Regions from separate parts of the Homo sapiens genome. Here region 1 is linked to region 2. Evidence: read pairs that join two places in POLR2A ChIA-PET (ENCODE). Cell type or tissue: OCI-LY7. All regions are shown on one strand. Links, peaks and the distances in the headings refer to the core of each region. The heading gives the core; the rest is flanking DNA.

Region 1 (8,535 bases), core at 1,225-6,224, 290 kb before region 2:
CATCAATCACTTTGGAAAAATGGCACCAAGGTTAGTAATTGATTCTCAGAATAAACAAGCAAATAAAATCAAAGTCACTATTTATTTTGAATTGTTGTGAAAAGTTGCTTTACAGTCATAAGCAGTTTTAAAAATAGTATTTGCAGCCAAAACTAGTGTTAAACACAATAAAATGTTTAGTTACGTACTGATATAGATTTTTAGGGGAAACAAATTTATTCATCAAGATTTCCAAAGAAGTTTTCACCTTAAAAATTGTAGCTTTCTTTAGCATTCTCAGGTAAAGATGATGGGATTGTGAGTTTAGTATTGTGATTATATTCCATAATAATAACATAAACCTTTAGACCCATGGCTTTTTTTTTCTTTTACTAAAACCAGTGTAAGTAATCTTTTACTTAGCAAACTAGTACAGAAATATTGAAATAAGCTTTTCACAAACGTACTTACCCTTACTGTGCGCAATGTAATGTTGTATTTTCTATTCTATTTCACGTTTTGAAAAATTGCTGTCACCACCCATTGAATTGATTTCTTCACCAATTAATGGGTCATGATGACCTGCAATTTGAAAGGCAGAGTTATGGACAACTCTTAACGAGAAAACAGTTACACTTCATTTTTTTTTTTAAACTACATTGGTGTCCAAAGAACTATCCTATATAAATGAATTTTCTGGATAATTGAAACTTTTTAAACGTCAAAATATTTTTAGTTGTAATCATGATATGTGGAGACATTTAAAAAATGTTCACGCTTCTGGTTTGAGATTTTTTTGTCTCTAGTTTAAACCATCTCAGCCTATCTTTTTTTATTCTGATTTTTATGTTCCCTGGCTGTCAACAGTTTTTGTTGTTAATATATTTATCCTTGTCACCTTTTAATTTTCCTGCTTTTAGTCTCTGAGCTAGATAATTAGATAACCGTACTTAACACTAAGTTTTCTCTCTTTTTTTTTCTTTTTCTTTTTTTTTTTTGAGACGGAGTCTCGCTCTGTCGCCCAGGCTGGAGTGCAGTGGCGCAATCTCCGCTCACTGCAAGCTCCGCCTCCCGGGTTCACGCCATTCTCCTGCCTCAGCCTTCGGTAGCTGGGATTACAGGCGCCCGCCTCCACGCCCGGCTAATTTTTTGTATTTTTAGTAGAGACAGGGTTTCACCGTGTAAGCCAGGATAGTCTCGATCTCCTGAGCTCGTGATCCGCCCGCCTCGGCCTCCCAGTGTGCTGGGATTACAGGCGTGAGCCACCGCGCCCGGCCTAACACTAAGTTTTCTATAAGATGAACATAAATAGGAGAACTTCTCAGATGCTCATTCAGAGTGTGAGTAAAGTGTGGATTTTAATGTAGAGACTCAGATTATAGTTTTGTGAAAGACAGCTGTGCTTCAAAGAGTTAAAGTTTCTAAATAAATACAATAGCCTCTTATCGTACATGATTGGGTGTGGTAGTTGGTTGGCTAACTGTAAAAGTTTAAGGTGGGGGTCAGGAAAAATGCCTTAATTCTTTTTCTATTGGCTGTTTTTATGGAAGGTGTGGGGAGCATTGGTCAATTCTGCTCCCTACAGCCTCCATAAAAACAAACTGATAGCCAATAGAAAAAAATTATCTGAAGGTCAGGAGTTTCTACTGTACTTTGAAATAAGATGTTATGGTATAGCATGATAGATTTCACAATAGTCGATAGTATTTTACTGTACGATAGTATTTTACTGTACTGTAAAAAAAATTAATTTTAAGCAATAATATAACATTACTTGGGTAACACTGCCAAAGATGAGTCTTAGATGTTGTCATTAGCAGACCTGTGTTTTTATACTTGTTCCATTACTTGCTTGCTCTCTAATCTTCATCACATAATCTCTGAGAGTCTCAGTTTCCTTGTCTGTAAAATGGGAATAATTCCAACTTCTCACAGTTAGAATGAAATATGACCGTGCTTGGCACATAGCAGATATTAAATAAATAATATCGTTTATTATGTTAAATAAACATTACAAATGCTTATATATTGGTTATATAAGCTTATATATAAGCATTACAAATGCTTATATACTGGTTATATAAGCTTATATATAAGCATTACAAATGCTTATATATTGGTCAATTACAAGATATACTCAACAAAGGTAAATAAATAATGAAATGTTTAATAACCTAATGCTATTTTGTTCTGTTTTGCATTGATAGTGTTCAAACTGCTAAGGCTCGAGCAGATTAATAATTTTTTAATATATAGTTATCTGAGAAAATATAAAAGCTACAGAAGGATACTTGCAGTATATGTATAATGTATTTATATTGTCATTTGCTATTACAATTATGGCTTCTATATGTAGAGGATGACATGGGTGGACTAAGCTTTCTGGAATAATTAGATTTTTAAGTGATGTTAACAGCTGACTAGAGCTGGGCAGCTGGAAAATTTAATGTTATTCCACCTTTGACTCAAGGATGTACAAGTTTGGACCTGGTTCTAGACCTGTGTGTATATTGAATACCTGGTGTTTCAAGAGAAGTCTAAGGTGTGGTCCACGGCCTGTTGCGGTGGCTCATGCCTGTGATCCCAGCACTTTGGGAGCCCGAGGAGGGTTGATTGCTTAGAGCTTAGAAGTTCGAGACCACCCTGGGCAACATAACAAGACCCTATCTCTATTTAAAAATAAATAAAATGTGGTCTTAGTGTAGAGGTAATTAAAAACATATTAGGTTATGTTCTAAATGTATTTCTAATTTTGTATTTTTAATATCTGAGCTTAATCAAAACTGCTATGAAAGATTAAGACCTATAAAATAAATCATAAATTAGTAATTTAAATCTACTGTTTTAATTCATATTTAAAAACATTGTAGGCTGTTGATCTTTAAGTTAAAACTAGTAGTGCAAAATCTGTTCCACAAACAAAACACCACACTATTTTGTGGTTTTTGTTTTTGAGGTTAAAATAGAGAAGTGCTTAGTTTTTTCCTCCATTTGGCTATATTACAAATTTAGACATTAGCCTTAGAATTTCAGTGGCTTATGAACTTAACTATAGCATAATGCAACCCTGTTAACCTCAAACAATTCACTCCTGGGCAGGTGAAATAGGAAAGAAGTGTTAAGGACTAGAAAAATGTAGCAAAGCAATTAGGTGCATTGCTTGCTAAGAATAGTTCATTGTTAGTTGATGTAAATCAAACAAAAGAAATGGCAGATGTTGGAGAAGAAATACTGACTAGATTAAATAAAGCGGCCTTTTGCTAAATTCCCAGGTAGAGGTGGTCATGATAGTATGAGTAGCAACAGCTAATACTTGTTCATACTATGTGCCAGGCACTGTCTTAAGTACTTCACATATATAACTCATTTAATCCTCACAGATACTCAAGGAAATAGATGCTATTGTCATCTCTGTTTTATGGATAAACGAAACTGAGTCATAGAGAAGTTTGGTAACTTACCCAAGGTTACACAGCTAATAAAAGGGCAAGCTCAAATGTGAAGTGAACTTGAGCATATGCTCTTAAGCTCCCTGACTGGTAGCAGTAAGTAATGTTAAAATACCATAAGATTTTGGGACCAAAGTGGTTTAAAAATACTTGAGGAAAACTCCAAACAGGTATTTGGTAAGTATTGTGATCTTGGAAAGCTGCTTGTCCTCTCTGCCTCAGCTTTATCTTTACAATAGGGAAAGTAATAGTACCTCAGCTCATGGTTATTTTGAGGATTAAATAAGTTAATGTGTGTAATATGCTTAAAACAGTGGCTGGCACTTAGCATTCAAATGTAAACTGCTATTATTTTTGGACATTTTCTAAAGAAGAAACCAGTCAGTTAGTGAAAGCTGAGGAAGACAAAAGGGGGCTAATTCAGCTGCATGTTTTGTATATTCAGTGTGATCACAAGTTAAAAGCTGGCTACTGTTGTTCTTTCATCCATTTATGTTGATGAGTCTTGGCATCAGTAGCTGTCAAATAATCAATGGCTTGATACAACTTCTGAGATTCAGATACTAAAGGGGTTGACGTAGAGATACCCCATCTATGTTTTTGCCTGTCATCCAGTAAGAAGGAAATGATTCAGTGGACTAAACCCTGTCATTTCTTTGAAGAATGAGAAAAAAAAGATAATTGGAAGGCAGAACTGAAAGGCAAATGTGTATATAAGGAGAGTGACTTAAAAATTGATTTTCTCTTCAAGAACTGAAGAAACCCATGGGGTCTGAGCCTTCTGCATTGTGAACAAATATAGAAAAAAATTAGTTGTTAAAGAATATTTATATTCTTTTGCCTTTCTCGCCTTTGGATCTAATTATGAAAATGTTTTCACCCTTTTTGAGGCTGGGGATTTTAAAAACTGGAAATATTAAACTCAGACTAACAATACTGGTTTTTTTTTTTTTGGATAATGAAAAGGCAAAATTGTAGTACTTGGAAACAGTACTTCTTAGTAGGTAAACCAAAGTCAATTTGTTAATAGTTAATTCTATCTTTGCTCAAATAGGTGAAAAATCAGAAGAGTTCCTCATGTTAGACTTTTTCTTTTTCTTTTTCATGGGATGGGGTCTTACTGTGTCACTCAGACTGGAGTACAGTGATGCAATCATAATTCACTGTAGCCTCCAACTCCTGGGATCAAGAGATCATCCTGCTTAAGCTTCCAGAGTAGCTGGGACTACAGGTGCACGCCACTATGCCTGGCTAATTGTCTTTTTTTTTTTTTTTTTTTTTTGAGAAATGGGGTCTCACTATGTTGCCCAGACTGTTCTCATTCTCCTGGGCTCAAGCAGCCCTCCTGGCTCAGCCTCTCAAAGTGCTGGGATTACAGGTGTGAGGAATTGCACCTGGCCCAGACTCTTATTAAAGTAAAACAGGATGGAATAGGTAAAAAATGCCAGCAGATAATCAAAATATTAGCCTAAGAGCCCATGTGTAATACCACAATTCCTAGCAATAATTTGAGTTGAGCTTTCTCATATTTTCCTTTCCATGTAAAAGATACTCATCTCTTCCCCTTGTTTACCATATCCAGCCCCACTAGCTGCCTTTTAGGTTTTTGATTACCACTTAGGATCTGGTATGCGAAATTCCTTCTGCCTAAAAAGCCTTTCTCCCCAGTCATCACATTGGTGTCTCCTTGTTGTTCTTTTGTTATAGAACTTAACCGTCATTTTTTCAGAGAGGTTTTCTCTCACTACCCTATCCAAAGTGCTCAGTGAATGTTAATTGCTGTCATTTATTAAATGAGATGTCCCTTGTTATTCTTTGTCTGAGCAGCCTGTATTTCCTTCATAGCATTGACCACATTTTGTAATTTCTTTTGTTTATTGTCTGTCTCTACAGCTAGATTTTAAGTTTTGTGAGTCCGGAAACCTTGTCTCTTATTCACACCTGTATTCCCATCATTTAGTAGGCAGTCTTGTACATGGTAGGTGCATAGGTGTTTAATACATATTTGTTAAATGAAAGAATGACTTGTATGTCTCAGTATTTGTGGAGCAGATAGGAATAGGAGCAGCTGGGTAGCAATATTTGATTGTTTTACTGATACCAGCTGAACTTCTGCCAATTTAGGGATTGGTTTGAATTAATGACTGTTAGGCTGTTATCACAATTTTATACTTAATTTTTTGAAAATACAGTTAAGGATACTATCCATAACTTAAATAAAGGTTATATTTCTTAATTAATCATATCTTATTGAATTAAAACACTATAAAATATCTTAAAAGTAGGCAAAAGCCATTTAGTGACAATGGTTTCCAGTTTATATACGTCTAACAAATGATTCATACACAGACATTTGCTAGAAGCTCTCTGATGTCCACCCCCTGTGCTGAATTTGCTCCTATTGCTGTTTCTGAGAGAGAGGGAGAATGTCTGTATGTTCAAATTGGTAAACCTCAGGTTTATGAATATAAGAAAGTACAAGTCGGATAGACTAATGGAAAAAAAACTCAAAGGATTTAGAGTTTAGATTTGGGACCCATTCTTGGATTAAGTCCCAAACCTGTTTACTTATCTGTAAGATGTAGCTGGCTAAGGGTGTTGCTTCTGAGCTTCAACTAAGATAATATGTCAAAGAACATAGTAAGCCATGAGATGCTATATAAATGTGGACTAATTTACTCTGTGGGCAGGATTATTTGTATAGATGTGCAAAGGGCCAGGTCTTCCCAAATACAGCCAGCTGCATCTTAGTTGGTGCTATTCACACAGTATGAGGATTTTATTACTTTTAGTTTCCTCTTGCTATCCTGACAGAAATTATACCAACTAGAGATTCACTTGGATTAATAAATGTATACTTAGTTATACATTTTTCGAGGACTGTTGAAATGATGGTCATATTTTAGTTTAAATGGTTTCCTTTTAGCAGCGTACTATAATGCAAGAAAAGTTAAGACACTAAGCTTTTAGGATCAAATTTGGATTGAAATTCTAACTTCGGAACTTACCAGCCAAATTACCTTGAAAAAATTACATAGCCTTTCTGAACAACGGTTTTGTTTTTTGCTCTAATACCGTCAACCTTAAGCCTTGTGGGAAAGGTAAACTGAGAACATATGGTTTGGCACTTAACATACGCCTAGCACTGGGTAGGGATTGCTAAATGGTTTCCTCTGCTAACAAGAATACACAGCTTGGAACAGCTGCACTGAGGAAATGAGTGTTTCAGAACTCCGTTTTGAAAACTGGTTGGAACAAGCATGAAAGATCAATGGACACTTATGTCACTGTCAACCTTGTCTTCTGAAATATACAATAACATAGAAAAAAGTCAAAACCAGCATTGAACTACCCAATCTTTAATGCAAATGCAATGGAGAGGGAAAGTAGGCAAATTGGAACACAGCCCACTATTTCTGGGTGATAGTAGACCCTAATGAACAGTTTAGAGCAGCATCAGGGCAGAGAGTGAGGCAGAGGTGGGAACTAGAAAGAGGCTGATGGAAAATAGAGTGGTGAGATGTTGCCCAAAACTGCTTTTTTCTTTGTTTCAGAGTATTACCTAGGATTGATTCAGTGCTTGGAGCATGGCCCTTCTGCTTCCATGACCCAGAATTTAGATTTGTTCCATGATGCTGCAAGATGGCCATTATAGGTTAAGAAACCTTTGGTAGACTCTTCTGGGAATCTAATCATAACTCATATTGCTTGTCAGTAATATTTAAGCCTAAATAATGGTCAGACTTAAACATATCCCCTTTGGGAACATGACCAATCTGTATTTGGGAATAAACAATATTTAAAGTTTTCATATTTTGGTTTCCCACTTAACCAAATGTATATTCCTGAATGGAATTAATTTAGCGTCAGTATCTGAAATTAGGCTATTTGTAAAACTTTATCCTAACATCTAGAAAGTGCATTTACATTTTTCATCAAATTAGCAATTTTCTTTTGTGAAGAGAGATCATGGTTTGTGAGAGAGATCATTGGCCATTTCTACTTAAATTTATAACAGTAAGAGAATGTATAATTTTAGCCCTTGATATTGGCAAACTTCTTTTTGTTTATTTTGGTCTTAAAATAACTTTAAAGGTCTATATCATATTTGGTGTGTTTGACAGAAGGATGCTGATATACAAAAAATTATTCATTTTATGAAAGAACTAACCATAGGATTTCTCTAAGTTACCCTACTTTGCTTGCTCTACAATTATTATAATTAAAAATTTCAGGCCAGGCGCGGTGGCTCACGCCTGTAATCCCAGCACTTTGGAAGGCTGAGGTGGGCGGATCACAAGATCAGGAGATCGAGACCATCCTGGCTAACAATGGTGAAACCCCATCTCTACTAAAAAAATACAAAAAAATTAGCTGGGTGTGGTGGCAGGCGCCTGTAATCTCAGCTACTCTAGGACTGAGGCAGGACAGTGAGGCAGGAGAATGGCGTGAACCGGGGAGGCGGAGCTTGCAGTGAGCCGAGATTGCACCACTGCACTCAAGCCTGGGTGACAGAGTGAGTCTCCGTCTCAAAAAAAAAAAAAAAATTTCAAACCCACAGAAAAGTTGAAATACTACAATTAACATCCATTTACCTTTTCATAGATTAATTGTGACCATTTTACAACTTTTGTTTTATCTCCATATAAGTAGGTGGGATGGGTGGGTGGGCTAGATAGACATGGAGTTTTGTTGTCTGTTTTTTTCTATTTTTAATGCAAAGCCTTTTTGTTTATTTCAAACTGGTACTTTTTTCAGTTGACACATTGCAATTGTATATATTTATGAAGTCCAGTATGATGTTCCAATACATATATATGTTGTGTAAATAATTAAATCAGGGTATTTAGCATATCTTTCACCTCATGCACTTATGATTTCCTTGTGGGTGGGAACATTCAAAAGCCTCTTCTAGCTATTTTATAATATATAATACTTTAGGGTTATCCTTAGTCATCCTACTATGCAGTAGAACACCAGAATTTATTCCTCCTATCTAACTGTAATTTTGTATCTGTTGATCAACCTCTTCCTATTCTCTCCTTCCCCTTACCCAGTTTCTGGAAACCACTGTTCTACTCGCTACTTCTATGATAACAGCTTTTTT
Region 2 (8,535 bases), core at 1,313-6,312:
TGTTTGCATTCTTTAGGGCTCAAGGGACAGCAGTCTTCAGTGTTGACATGTTGGTTTTCTCTTCCTTTAACCTAAATTGAGTTATTTGTGAAATAAGTATGGTTCTATAATTCTGAAATCCAGGAATCTCTGTAAACTGTTTTTTTTTTAATAACTCGTTTAGCTAAACCTGATCTCTGATCTGAATTAACATGAGATTATTTATAGTCTGTCTTTATCCCAGTTAGGCTGGAAATATTCATATTTCACTATAGAAATATGAATATGTTTTGTTGTAGATCATTGCCTTCCATTCTGCTGGAAATATGAAAAAATGGTGTATGTACATACTACATCTCTAAATGCCTCAAAAATTCTGAGTCCTAAAGCATAGCTGATCTCAAGGGTTTCAGAATAGCAATTGTGGACTTGTGTCACCCTCTGCAATTGATTCACTGGGTCCCTTCTAATAAGGCATACTGTCTTACTGCTTCACAAGTTCTATAGTGTACTTAGAAAATCACAAGCAATGAGAGTAATTTATATTTCAAGGAGACTGTGATGTAGGCTTTGGGGTAAGTTTCACAGGGTCTCCTTTAGGGATTGAGGACTTTCTAAGTCTGCCCTAATTCCATCTAGAAGCCTTGAGATGACCCTAGGGCCACCTAAAGGTTTTGTCATGCAAGCTTTGACCCCCTTGAGTGGCAGACAACTGAAGTTGCTGGAGTTTTGGAAAAGAAATAGTCCATTCTCAAGTAGTCCTGCTTTACCAAATCATACAATATTTCCCCAGCCTTCACCTTCATCCATCAGCAGCTTTTCACCTCTGTCCCCATCAGACACTCATTTGTTCCTTCTGATTCTCACTCCTGCTGTAATCTCTTCTAAGAGGAAACACAACTGCTTGATGGTAACCTAGGTTGGAAGGAGATACAAGGAGTCAGCCTTGGAAGAGCTCTCTGGCCAGCATGGGAGAAGAGGATCTAATCTGCTCACCCACTAACTGAGAGGATCTTTTAGATCACAATCAGCGCTACCACTGTTTCCTAGGAAAAACGATATTTGAGGAGTTTTACTCTAAAGTTAACATACTTCTTACCAGGAATGGCCTTGGTTTCTTGGAAAAGACTGATAATACCAGTTTGCTGAGAGTTGATCGTATAGCCTGAGACTAATAAAGATTCTTATTATTGATGATTATAATATCTATTCAAAAGTTTTATCAGTTAAGGAGATTTTTCCATGTGTTTTCAGGTGGAATACCAGTGTGAAGGATTTCTCGAAAAGAATAAAGACACCGTTTTTGAAGAACAAATTAAAGTTCTTAAATCAAGCAAGGTAACTATGGATAGGCTTACTCTAATCCAGGATGTATGCAAAGCATTAGCTTTTTAACAATAAAAATGATTTTTTTAACAAAAATCTGTTTCAGTTTTTAATTTACCAAATATATAACACTTAGTATGTTAGTCAAAGTAATTTAGCTGCATGTCAGGTCCTGTTCTAAATGTATTGAAAATGCTAACTCATCTAATGACTCTTATTTTATGGATGAGGCACCTGAGACACAGAGACTTCATGGCTACCGAGTTTTCAAGCCAAATTAAAATCCAGGCCGTCTTGCTGTGTCTGTGCTTTTAACTCCTGTGCAATGTTTCTTTCAGTTTTGTGTGAAATTATTGCCTCCACAGTGGTTCTAGACTCTATTGTGCCTTGGTGAGAGGCCATGAGAGAAAACAGTCTTTCTGCCCTGTCAGTTTGAAGGGAGGTACTAGAAACGTGGCCTTACGCACTCCATCCAGATGGAGACTGATCTCTGGATCATCACTGAGTGCAGTTCCAGGTGTGGCCCAAAGCACTTTGAAATTATTTTTCTTAGGCATAGGTACTAGAGACACTGCTTTCTAGAGGGAAAAGAATATTCCAGATGGTAAGAGCTACGATGGCTACATTGTATTGATGATTAGGTTGATCCCCTCCATCCCTTGACCTTCCATCTGGAAAGAATGGGGAGGGGAACATGGCTCATGTTCATCCCACAGAGAGCAGAGCAGGAAGCCAGTTTCTTAGGTCAGCAAAATGAATATTCAGGTATTCAGCTAAAAATTAAAAATTTTCATGTGAATTCTTCTAGATTACTGACTGGCAGTCTTTGTTTTTCTATTTTATTCTCAGAGAATCTTTTTAACTTCAGTGGAATAGTATATGAATATTTTGACTGTTGTTTTTAGAATAAAAACCTTTACTATCAATTATTTTGATAATATAAAGATTACATGAAGACCAAATCCCAGTTTTAACCTTCAGAAAATAAGTCGAGACCAGGTGTTGTAGCTCATGCCTGTAATCCCAGCACTTTGGGAGGCCGAGGCAGGCAGACTGCTTGAGCCCAGGAGTTTAAGATCAGCCTGAGCAACATGGCAAAACCCCATGTCTACAAAAAAATACAGAAATTTGCTGGGCATGGTGGTGCATGGCTATAGTTTCAGGTACTTGGGAAGCTGAGTGGGAGGATCACTTGAGCCTGGGAGGTTGAGGCTGCAGTGAGCCGTAATTGTGCCACTGTACTCCAGCCTCGGAGACAGCGAGACTCTGTCTCCAAAAAAAAAAAAGAGTTAAAGTGTCTAACAGGCACTGGGCATTAACTGTTTATAGTTTACAGGATTGATATGTAAGAGAAAATTCCCACAATGCCAATCTCTAAGTATTATTCAGTTAAAGATCTTTATTGGTTTGATTTATAAGTAATGATAAAATTCTAGTTTTATTACTTTGTCAAAGTAATTTAGCTGAAACAGAACATTCACAGGTTTTCATCTGATTCTTGCTGTTGTTGTTGTTGTTGTTGTTGTTTTGAGACAGTGTCTCACTGTCACCCAGGCTAGAGTGCAGTGATGTGATGATCATAGGGCTCACTGCAGCCTCGACCTCCCTGGCTCAGGTGATCCTTCCACATCAGCCTCCCAAGTAGCTGGGACTACAGATGCATGCCACCATGCCTGTCTAATTTTTTGTTGAGATGGGGTTTCACCATGTTGTCCAGGCTGGTCTTGAACTCCTGGTCTCAAGGGATCCACCCACCTCGGCCTCCCAAAGTGCTGGGATTACAGGTGTGAGCCACCACACCTGGCCAGGTTCTCATTCTTGAGGCATCTTTGATCAGTTATCTTTATTCTGATTTAGTTTTCTAATTGGCTTTTGAGTCCTTAGTCATCATAAGGTGGGTATGCATTCTGACAAATCATTTGCAGTGACTGCCAGTCTGTGTAACATTGTTTCCATTGAAGTGGGGACAGTGTGTGATTTACCTAACATAGCTTGGAGGCTTCCTCTGCTGCTGGTCTTTGCTGAAACCCAATCTAGGAGTATCAACTTCATAATTTCACTGCATCTGATAGAAGCCAGTATCACATAGTGTAAATGTGTTCTCTTGGAAGTACTAATTTTAGAAGATTAATATCTGTGTTATGTGTTTTGAGTAGAATTATTTTTGTAGTAATACAGTGTGGAGTATGTTTGTGTATTTATGTGTTTTGTCTTTTTTTTTCCTGCAGCCTCTAGCTTACAATTTGAAAAGGAGTTTAAAAAAATATATATATATATGGAATTATAAACTTATCAGAAGGTGCTTTATTTGATATTTTTCCACCATAAAGAAATCTTCTGTGGCCACATCTAATATCAGGAAGCATATAAATAAATTGCAACTTGACTAAATACCACTGAATTTCAGTTCTACCAAATACCATTAAAATGAGTTTTAACCCTCTACTTTCTGTATAGCTGATTAATAAGGGGAAGCACAGTTCATCTACTGAGTTTATGCCTCAGATCTCTCATCTATAAAATAGAATCATGATAGCATCTAATTTATGGAATTGTTATGAAGATTAAATAGGTTGTATTAAGGTTAATAGATATATAATTATAGTTGCAAATATAGCTTGACTAATTAGAAGAACTGGTTTTATTTATATGGGATGTGGCACTGTTGTAAAGATATGTACATACATCAAGATGTTCCTTTGGATTCATTTGAAGTCTCTTTTTTTCCATAAAATTTCTCCCAACCATATTGACTAATATCATCTACCTACTTATTGAGTACCAGATCTTTTAATAATCTTTCACATTGCTAACCTGATAGAACACAAAATTGATTACAGGAATTATTTGTTGAAGTTATAAATCCCTTGAAAACAAATATCAAATGTACAGGATATGGGTAGGGTTTTAAACTTTTTTTTCTGTAACCCGAATTATCTTCCAAAAATTATTATTCATAACTTTTAAAACCTTCTAATATTGTAGAATTTGTTTATGACCCTTTCCTGCTGAGATTTTCGGTGATGTTTTTCAGTTAGTGCTCAGCACTTAAGTTAGTAGGTAGACAAATAAAGCAGGTGAGTAGACACTTGATAAATAACTTGCAAACTTGGACTAGTGTTTTTCTCCACCTGATGCTAAAACAGTTTGTGGAACTGAGGTAATAAGACTTTCAATTACTGTTTTTCTCGTAAAATAATTATAGTTCAAGCCCATTAATATGTTTAGATTTGTCACTTCCTGTGGATTAGGTTTTCAAGTCCGGGTGCAGTAGTTTTGACTTTGCTTTCCCCCAGACATGGTTGTAGAATTATTGCATTTTTCCGTGTTATTTTTGTATAGCACTTACCTCACCTTCCTCTCATATTCTTGGCTCTTAGCACAGATACTGACTCTTTCTGGAGTGTGACTCTGACAGTGATTACTTAAGGAAGGGAATCTCTGTAATATTTCTTTTGTGAAGGTTTGCGTTCAAGTTTGGTTTAGAATGTAATTTCTTTATATTGTTTCTGACTTAGTTTAAGATGCTACCAGAACTATTTCAAGATGATGAGAAGGCCATCAGTCCAACTTCAGCCACCTCCTCAGGGCGCACACCCCTCACACGAACTCCTGCAAAGCCCACCAAAGGCAGACCAGGCCAAATGGCCAAAGAGCACAAGAAAACAGTGGGGCATCAGGTGAGTTCAGGGAGCTGCCGCTGCCACGCTCCTTCCTTTCTGGCTCATCTGAAACCTCAGATCTTCCCTCTTCAGCCTCCCAGGTGGGATCCTCAGGTGAGGAGAGCCTAGAGCTTTCACTGTGAGATCATACGACACCATCCACTAAAACTCTTCTCCACCCAGTTTTAGACCTGTGACTCTGCATAAGCCTTTCCCGAAATAATTTTCTCTACAGCTTAATTCTCTCGTGCATATCGTCTCTCAGACCACCCCATCTTTGCTTAGTTTTCTGTTTGTTTTGTCTCTATATTTGTACAGTGCCTCGGTCAGCTCCTTCAGAACAGGGCCCTCGCCTTTCTTTGATGTCTTATGTTCTCTGAGAGTGGGAAATGTTACATACATGCTTAGTGCCTGAACAGGGAGTAGGGCTTTGAATGGAGGCTGAGCGCTCCTCAGCTTGCTGTCCTGTGCATGGGACCCTGTGCCTGGTGTAGACAGAAACAGGGCCTGACCCAGGTCCACAGCCTCCAGTCCTGATCCTAGGTCCCTAATTTTAACTCCTCTCTGCCTATCCTTTGTCATTCTCTCATTCATTACCTATACTCTTTTAAGTCATCTGCTACGTTTTCCAGTATCTTCCATCAAAATTCCCACTTTATGTGATTAAATAGCCTTAAAGCAAGGTTATATTGTTAGTTACATATGACTAAGCTCATAACAGGTTTCTGTAGCTTCCTGTGGGGAAAAGGAGTGGGAGTATAGGAATCTATATTTAGCAGAGTAAGCATGAAAATGGTAGAATTTAGGCAAATTTTAACCAAAAGCCCTAGCATTCTTGTTTTGTGGCAGCTCCTCTTCTGAAGATGGGTCAAGTTTATAAGTGGCAAAGTTTTCTCCATTAGTGTCATAGGAAGGGAATTTCCCATTGTTTTACCTCACCTTTGACTTTGGACAAAGCCTTGATACCCTCTTCTGCCCTTTTTCATGCAGTTCAGAAACTCCCTGCACCTGCTTATGGAGACACTCAATGCCACTACCCCTCACTATGTGCGCTGTATCAAGCCTAATGACTTCAAGTTCCCATTCACGTAAGTATTTCTGAACCACCCAGTGAAAAAGTACATATCTTATAAGAAGTGCCAAACCAGCCAAGCAAACTAATATTTTCCTTACATTTTTATAAGGAAAAAAATATTTGGGTAAGTCTTCATGCCTTGTAGAGGGAAACCACTAGTCAGTAGATTATTTTTTCAGTTTTTGTCCCTTTTGAGAATGTGAGAGTAAATTAGCAGCCATCTGAAGATTTGAAAACTTGAGGTCAACCAAGCATTCTGGTTCTGTTTTCTGTTTTGAATTTACTTCAATTGATCTCTCTGGGATTTTTGTTCATTTGGGCATTAGGTGGAACCAGCACTGGCTGGGATAAGGCTGTTTGGCGAATGCTTACCTGCTGCTTCTCCACTGCTGAAATCATCAGAGGGTGTCTGTTTTCACCAGCACCTCCTCCTGCTTCAGATACCATGCATGAAGGGAGAATCAATTTTTCTGGAGTTTTTTTTACAAAACAGAAATATTTTTCTAATTTTATGTATGTATTTATTTATTTTGAGATAGAGTTTCACTCTTCTTGCCCTGGCTGGAGTGCAATAACGCGATCTCGGCTTACCGCAACCTCTGCCTCCCAGGTTCAAGTGATTCTCCTGCCTCAGCCTCCCGAGTAGCTGGGATTACAGGCATGCACCATCATGCCCAACTAATTTTCTATTTTTAGTAGAGACAGGGTTTCATCATCTTGGCCAGGCTGGTCTTGAACTCCTGACTTCGTGATCCGTCCCCACTCGGCCTCCCAGTGGGATTACAGGCGCGAGCCACCATGCCCAGCCTATTTTTCTAATTTTAAAAGTAATACATGTACATTGTAAAGACAGTTTTCAGGAAATACAGAATAGTATAAAAATAAATGAAAAAGCATCCGTCAGCCGGGTGCAGTGGCTCACACCTGTAATCCCAGCACTTGGGAGGCCAGGGTGGGTGGATCACCTGAGGTCAGGAGCTTGAGACCAACCTGGCCAACATGGTCAAACCCTGTCTCTACTAAAAGTACAAAAATTAGCCGGGTGTAGTGGCGGGCGCCTGTAATCCCAGCTACTCGGGAGGCTGAGGCAGGAGAATCACTTGAACCTGGGAGGCTGCAGTTGCAGTGAGCCGAGATCACTCCACTGCACTCTAGCCTGCGGGACAAGAGTGAGACTTCGTCTCAAAAAAAGAAAAAAGGAAAAGAAAAAGCATCCATCATACCCAGAGAGATAACTGGTATTAACTGTCATACATTGTTCTTGATTAACCACCTTCCCTTCCCTCCATGCTCCGTGTGTGTGTGTGTGTGTGTGTGTGTGAGAGAGAGAGAGAGAGAGACACAAAAGGAGGGGCCTTGTGCTATGATTGCTGTTTAGTCTTTACTTTTAACTTGACAGATTGTGAACACTTTCCCTTTTGGTAAGTAAAAAGTCACATAATCATATAATGGCTACAGAGTATCCCATTGTGTAGACATAGTATATTTATTTAAATTAGTTCCTACTGATGGCCATTTAAGTTGTTCCAACAATGCTATAATAAACATCCTGTGCCAAACATTTTTGTATATTTGTCTGATTATCTCATTGGGATAATGTGACTCTAGAAGTGGAATTTATAGGTCAAAGACCAGGCACACTTAACAAAGGTTGTAATAGCTCCCACCCCTCACCCCCTCCACAGTGTATGAGTGCCCTTTTCCCTACCCCCGTGCCAGTCCTGCTGTCTGGAGATTCTGCCTTAGACTGGAGCACAGTTCTGAAGGACTGCTGTCTTTCTCTCTGCTTCATCACCAAGAAGTCCTTTCTGGAAGAAGTGGGAAGCAGGAAGAAGCTGCTACACTTTGGCCTCTGTCCTGGACAGCCCTCAGGACCATGACCTTTTATCAACCAACCCGCTCTTCCACCACCAACAGACACCTGAGAAGATAGCACAGGGGAGGCCCGGATGGATCGCTCAGAACTTAACTATGGGAGTCACAGGAGCAATCATTTGGCCGAAGGGAAACCTTTCTACTTCCTCTTCAGTGCCAGTTTAACTTGAAGATGTCATTTGCCTAGAGTAAAATAAATACAAAATGTAATACAAAACAAAAATCTTGTTCATTGATGTAGACACTATGTTTAGAACAGTAGTAATTTTTAAAAAAATATAACCGTATGGGGCATATTTAATTTGTGCTTCCTGTTAGAGAAATCTCCAGGGTTGACCAGTCTTTATTCCAGGGGAGCTCTGTATACTGAGCTAATGACTTCTGAGAGCTTCTTGTCAGGCCATGCCATGAAATGAGTATGGGCAAAGTGCAAAGGAGTGCTGTGTTGTTGCTGTTGTTTTTTAGACGGAGTCTCGCCCTGTCACCCAGGCTGGAATGCAATGGCGTGGTCTCGGCTCACTGCAACCTCTGCCTCCCGGGTTCAAGCGATTCTCCTGCCTCAGCCTCTGGAGTAGCTGGGATTACAGGCGCCTGCCACCATGCCTGGCTAATTTTTGT

Evidence for each region. ChIA-PET counts read pairs that join two places held together with the same protein. Peaks named below come from ENCODE experiments on the same cell type or tissue, not always from the same donor. Only the 100,000 strongest peaks of a DNase experiment are listed, where the experiment ranks them.
Region 1: POLR2A ChIA-PET joins it to region 2 with 7 read pairs; 2 of 35 experiments call an interaction of 5 or more read pairs at or near these places.

The regions. Positions count from the first base shown.
Region 1 is chr15:52,668,348-52,676,882 of GRCh38, reverse strand. All of the region lies in intron 2 of ATOSA (atos homolog A), which reads left to right. Among named protein-coding and RNA genes, the nearest start is that of ATOSA, 6.8 kb to the left of the region's middle. RefSeq lists an enhancer at 4,790-5,291. In OCI-LY7, for the core only: no CTCF peak of the experiment used is centred there; no DNase peak of the experiment used is centred there; H3K4me3 peaks cover 2,025 bases; H3K27ac peaks cover 1,003 bases.
Region 2 is chr15:52,380,611-52,389,145 of GRCh38, reverse strand. MYO5A (myosin VA) reads left to right here. Exons shown (of 42, transcript NM_001382347.1): 14 at 1,234-1,317; 15 at 4,824-4,985; 16 at 5,958-6,055. Among named protein-coding and RNA genes, the nearest start is that of MYO5C, 89 kb to the right of the region's middle. RefSeq lists enhancers at 5,333-5,562, 5,603-5,662. In OCI-LY7, for the core only: no CTCF peak of the experiment used is centred there; no DNase peak of the experiment used is centred there.